Linked DNA regions of Mus musculus: region 1 is linked to region 2. A link is a loop called in an ENCODE intact Hi-C map of the cell type or tissue named here. Cell type or tissue: heart. All regions are shown on one strand. Each heading gives the region's core, and the rest is flanking DNA. Links, peaks and the distances in the headings are about the cores only. Region 1 holds the start of Patz1 (POZ (BTB) and AT hook containing zinc finger 1). Region 2 holds the start of Limk2 (LIM motif-containing protein kinase 2).

Evidence for each region. Hi-C counts contacts between places; a loop is a spot of excess contacts. Peaks named below come from ENCODE experiments on the same cell type or tissue, not always from the same donor. Only the 100,000 strongest peaks of a DNase experiment are listed, where the experiment ranks them.
Region 1: a loop joins it to region 2, with 2.4 times the contacts of the local background. A loop is called at or near these places in 1 of 42 quality-filtered maps.

The regions. Positions count from the first base shown.
Region 1 is chr11:3,288,766-3,291,663 of GRCm38, forward strand. It overlaps Patz1 (POZ (BTB) and AT hook containing zinc finger 1), which reads left to right and starts at 1,692. Exons shown (of 4, transcript NM_019574.3): 1 at 1,692-2,898. The coding sequence starts at 1,849. In heart, for the core only: a CTCF peak has its summit at 1,518; DNase peaks (open chromatin) are centred at 486, 666, 1,146 and 1,276; H3K4me3 peaks cover 2,500 bases; H3K27ac peaks cover 2,500 bases.
Region 2 is chr11:3,408,191-3,411,088 of GRCm38, forward strand. It overlaps Limk2 (LIM motif-containing protein kinase 2), which reads right to left and starts at 1,048. Exons shown (of 16, transcript NM_010718.4): 1 at 856-1,048. The coding sequence starts at 871. It overlaps Gm51879 (a long non-coding RNA gene), which reads left to right. Exons shown (of 2, transcript XR_003949624.1): 1 at 1-1,211; 2 at 1,557-2,898. In heart, for the core only: a CTCF peak has its summit at 1,144 (motif pointing left); a DNase peak (open chromatin) is centred at 991; H3K4me3 peaks cover 1,362 bases; H3K27ac peaks cover 1,336 bases.

The DNA of each region.
Region 1 (2,898 bases), core at 93-2,592, 120 kb before region 2:
GCCAGTACACGTGCTTTGCCTACAGTCTCTGATACCAATAGCTCAGCGACAGCCCAAGCAGACGAACCTGTGTGCAACCCTCGCCTAATAGCATCCTCAGGCGTCTTAGGGACAATGCGCTCTAGCCTGGCCGCACGGTCCGTGGTCAAAGTGGCCGGCATTTTGCCGGGCGGCAAGGGCTAATAAGCAAGCTTCTGGCTTGGGGAAGATCGAGGGGGCTTCTTGATCTCTGGATTCCCTAGTTTTCTTACAAAACTGCTGGGACATGCAGGGGTCGTTGATTTTGTCCATCGCCATCATACTGTCCCTTCTCTGAGCTGGCTTGTGACTTCACGCTCCCTGGGGCACAAAGCCCAAGTAGCTGTGGGTGGGGAAAACGACCTATCTCTAGTTATCCAGGCGTGCCGGGCATTTGCCTCGGTCAGTGTGAGGCAGGCAGAAGGTTCCGCCTGCGTCGGATCGGGATCCCGTCTCCTTCCTAGGGCAGCAGAGCGGGAGGTCTCAGCCGACTTCTAGGGATTTCGGCCATCAAAGGAGAACTAGGCAGGGTGCTGATGCCCGTCCGACCTGCGGGTGCGCAAGGTAGGCTGGGGGGCTCAGATCCACAGGCTCTGGCTGCCCATCCCGCACGCTCGCCTACACTCTGGGCGGGCAGCGGAGGGGCGGCTGTAGCTGGTTTGCTGGCTCGGCGCTCAGATCGTATTGGCCGGGGTCGGGGGGGGGGTGGTGGTGTGTGGGGGGTGGTTGAGGCTGCAGCCCCGGGCCCCGCGGGCGGGGTGGGGAGGCGGAGGATCAGGCTGCGCTAGCATTGGCGGAGCTGGGGAGTGGGGGCAGGAAGCGAGCGGAGCGGAGCTGCAGGGGGGGGGGTTGTATAAATAGGGAATGGGGGACGTGCATCCTCCGCTGGGTGAGGGGGGGGGGCGTTCGGCACAAAGAAAGTGGAAAGTTTGCAGCGCTAGGCGGCCCAAGCTAGGGAGCCGGATGCGCACGTGCTGAGTCGGGGCGACCGAGACCCCCCACGCCGAGCTCGCTGCTTTTTTTTCTTTCTGCAAGCTGGGGGGGGGGGTGTTGTTGGTATCGCCCCCTCCTTCTCCTCCCCCCAGGGGTGAAAGTGCAAGAGGAAGTGCAGCCGCTGCCATCTTTCCTCCGTTCCGAACGCACGGAGCCTGGGGCCGCAGCGCCGCCGCCACTCGTGCCTGGCTTGGGAAAGGGCCCACCCTGCTACTGCCACCCGCTCGCTTCGGCCGCCGCCTTCGCCGGGCTCCAAGACTCGGCCTACGCCACCGCCCCTGTGCGCGCGGACCGCCGCCTTCGCCTTCGCCTTTTGTTTCCTTTGCTCCGGCGCCCCCACCCCGGCTCGCGCTTTGCAGGGGACGCAGCGCGCGCCCCCAGTGGGCCCGGGAAAAGCCTCGGAGCGCGCGCTTGCGCTTGCGCGGCGGACCCCTCCTCCTCCCCGCGCGCGCGCGCGCGCCTTTTGGCCGCGCGCCGGCGCCGCCTGGCGGGCGGGAGGGGAGGTGGCAGCTGCGTTTGCAGGAGGGGCGCACCTCTTCGCTCGTTTACCCCTGGAAGGTAGACCTAGAGAGGGAGGCGGGCAGGCGGAGAGGGAGTGCTACGCGGGTCCGGCGGAGGTTAAGGGCGGCAATGTGGGGGGCAGTGCCCCGCTGGGTCTAGCCCTTTTTATTAGAGCAGGGGGCGTGTGCGCTGGGCGCACCTGAGAGTACTACCGAGCCCTGGGCCGCACGTGCGGGGAGTGTGAGTGGTCCGCTGCAAAAGGCGTCTCGCTGCCTAAGGGAAGGGACCAGGGACTGGCGGGTGCCCGGCCCGGCGAGTGGGGAAGGGGCAGCGACCATGGAGCGGGTCAACGACGCTTCTTGCGGTCCGTCGGGCTGCTACACCTACCAGGTGAGCAGACACAGTACGGAGATGCTGCACAACCTGAACCAACAACGCAAAAACGGCGGGCGCTTTTGCGACGTGCTCCTACGAGTAGGCGACGAGAGCTTCCCAGCGCACCGCGCCGTACTGGCTGCCTGCAGCGAGTACTTTGAGTCTGTGTTCAGCGCCCAGTTAGGCGACGGCGGAGCTGCAGATGGTGGTCCTGCTGATGTGGGAGGCGCGGCGGCGGCTCCAGGCGGCGGAGCTGGAGGCAGCCGCGAACTGGAGATGCACACCATCAGTTCCAAAGTGTTCGGAGACATCCTGGACTTCGCTTATACGTCCCGAATCGTTGTGCGCCTAGAGAGCTTCCCCGAGCTCATGACGGCCGCCAAGTTCCTGCTGATGAGGTCGGTCATCGAGATCTGCCAGGAAGTAATCAAACAGTCCAACGTGCAGATCCTCGTGCCCCCTGCCCGGGCTGATATCATGCTCTTTCGCCCACCTGGGACTTCTGACTTGGGCTTCCCTTTGGACATGACCAACGGGGCAGCCATGGCAGCCAACAGTAACGGTATTGCTGGCAGTATGCAGCCCGAGGAGGAGGCTGCCAGGGCCACAGGTGCTGCTATTGCGGGCCAAGCTTCTCTGCCTGTGTTACCCGGGGTGGACAGATTGCCCATGGTGGCTGGACCCCTATCCCCCCAACTACTGACTTCTCCGTTCCCTAATGTGGCATCCAGTGCACCTCCACTAACTAGCAAGCGAGGCCGGGGACGCCCCAGGAAGGCCAACCTGCTGGACTCCATGTTTGGGTCTCCAGGGGGCTTGAGGGAAGCAGGCATCCTTCCATGTGGCCTGTGCGGGAAGGTGTTCACTGACGCCAACCGGCTCCGGCAACATGAGGCCCAGCACGGCGTCACAAGCCTCCAGTTGGGCTATATCGATCTTCCTCCTCCAAGGCTGGGTGAGAATGGGTTACCCATCTCCGAGGACCCCGATGGCCCCAGAAAAAGGAGCCGG
Region 2 (2,898 bases), core at 163-2,662:
TGACTGTCCACCGGCCCAAAGCCAGGAAGTGGAGGCACATATTCAGTCCCTCCCCCACCCCTAAAATTCTCCCTTGGCCTTTCTAGAAAACTTTTGGAAGTCGACCCTGGTAGACCCAGAAACTGAGCCACTCACACCGGTGGCTGGGAATAAGGCGGCAGAAAGTTCATGATGCCGCGGGGCAGGAAGCTGCAAGATGATTCGTGAAGGGATTTACAGGCCCAGCTAAGCCAATTCTGAAATTTCCTTCACTCAACTCTTCCCCTCAAGGTGCGGAGCTATTAATCTGCTGGCATCAGAGACTACGCGAGGACTCAACTAGTCTCTAGGAAGACTTGAAGCTGTTCTCCACAGGAGGCAGAGGTCTTTGAGCCTCAGGAAGAACGGTCGGATGTCTTCCTATCCACATCATAAACTCCACACTCATACTCTATCTCTAGGAACCACTCCTCCCAATCCCAGAGTCCAAAGACACCTTCGAGAACTTTGGGTCTACAGAAAACCTAGAACCCAGGATAACTCGGAATCTCAAGTCCTGAACTCTGGAAGACCCTGTACTTCCCATATTTCAGAATCTCAGGTGCCTCGGCTTCCTTAGCCAGGAGACTTGCCCGGTCTGCAGATCCGAGGATCCACCTCGCGGGAATTCGCCCCACGCGCCGGCCGCAAGGAGCCCTCAGTCTTAGAACGACTGCGCTCGGACTTCCAGAGTCCCAAGACCTTCAAGTCCCGAGGGAACCATTGTGTTCGATCCTCCCCACCCTGCCAGGCTCTCGCTGAGGATTCCGGACCCAAGAAAAACCAGACAGCCAGAAACCCGCGAGCGGCGGGCTGGACGGAATGGGCCCTTCTTACCCGCCAGCGCCGCCATGGTCCAGGGCGCGGACAACACAGGAAGGACCACCCGGCAGCAGCGCCTCAGGTCCGCGCCCGCCTGCGGTCTAGAGAAGAGGCTGTCTCTGCCCCTGCAGCCGGAAGGATGCACCGCCTACGGCGCCCTGGGAGGACCAAACCGCACCTGGCACGGGGACCCGCCCCGGAGCCCCTCCCACTTAGGTTAACGACCCGCCCTGCCCCGTCCCGCCTCCCGCGCGAACTCTGCCGCATCTCTGGCGCCTGCTGGCGACTGGCGACCTCTAGAGGCGTTCGGATTGACCAGGGTGATTCAGTTTAGGCTGGAGGTCGCAACACAGGGGACCCTCGGCGCTCAGGTTAGTCCAGTTGCCCTTCTACACTACTTGAAAATGGCTCTGCTCTTCAGGTGCAGAGCGTGGGTAGGTATCACAGGTCTTTTGACTCCCAGTTTGTAATCAGCAATGTGAACACGAAGAAGCTAAGAGAAACCACTTTTGCGTGTCAAAGGCAATATGGAAATGAGGCTCCCTAGAGCAGATTATGGAGGCCAAATACCTGGGTTCCTGGAATTTTGGGTCCAGGACTCCCACTCCTTATATAAAGTCCCTGGTTGGTCAAGTCTCATAGAAAATGGCGTAAACTTTGTCTATAATCCACGCACAATCTTCATATGCTTTATTTTTTCTTTTGTTTTGCCACAGGGTCTTGAAATGCAGCCAGACTGATATTGAACTTGCCAGCCTCTTGCCTCAGCTTCTTGAGTGCTGAGATATTCTTGTTTTAAATCATCTCTAGATTGTTTATTTAAAAAAAAAAACCAAAATCTAGATGTTCTAACATAGTTATCTTATTCTGTGACTAAAATCAAGAAAGAACCGGACAGTGGTGGCACACGCCTTTAATCCCAGCACTTGGGAGGCAGAGGGAGGTGGATTTCTGAGTTCGAGGCCAGCCTGGACTACAGAGTGAGTTCCAGGACAGCCGGGGCTATACAGAGAAACCGTCTAAAAAAAAAAAAAAAAAAAAAAAAAGACGCAGCACTCTCAGCTCCTTCTCCATCGCCATGTCTACCTGTATTCTGCCATGCTTCTGGCCGGGATGATAGTGAACTAAACTTCTGAACCTGTAAGCCAGCCCCAAATAAATGTTGTCCTTTGTAAGAGTTGCTGTGGTCATAGTGTCTCTTCCCAGCATTAGAACCCTAACTATGACACTCGGTTTTAGACAATTGTTACTTCCCTCCATCAGATTTATGTACATGGGAAAAGAGTCCAGAGGATCAGGAAATGGGTAGGAATGGAGCCCAAGGAAACCAATCCTGCCTCCAACTCTCCCATCAGCTGCCTCTGGCTCTACTACTTAGGTAAACAAAACAGCACAATTCTCTGTCTTCCTGCATGGCCTTTTGTTAACAAAAGTGGCTGCTAGTTAGATGTTTCTTCCGTGGCGCCTTCATATGACCTAGGGTGCACAAGTGCTAGGGAGGGGGCTGTACCTGACTTCCTTCCTGGGAACTCACTTGAGCTGCTGGCTTCCCTCTGAGGAGATATCTGATGCGTAGGGAACACTAGATTATATACTGAATTAGGAAAGAATTCTTGGGGCTCTTCTGACAAGCTACTTAATGATTAGCAGAGAGAGGCCCTGCTGTATTTTCCCGGGCACAGAGGGATGGGGACTGGCTTGCTTGCTTCCTGTCCCTCCCTCCACAACTGAGCACCACATCTGTCCTTCTCCCACTTTTTGCTGACTGCCTTTTCTTCCCACCCTGTCTCTCTTATAATCACTGTTTAAAGGGCAGTATGTGTAATTTGTATCTGTTTTTTAAGATTTATTTATTTATGTAATGTATATGAGAACACTATTGCTGCCTCAGACACACCAAAAGAGGGCACCAGATCCCATTACAGATGGTTGTGAGCTACCATGTGGTTGCTGGGAATTGAACTCAGGACTCCTAGAAGAGCAGCCAGTGCTCTTAACCACTGGGCCATTTCTCCAGTACCATGTAGGTTTTTATTTGTTTGTTAGTTTGTTTTGTTT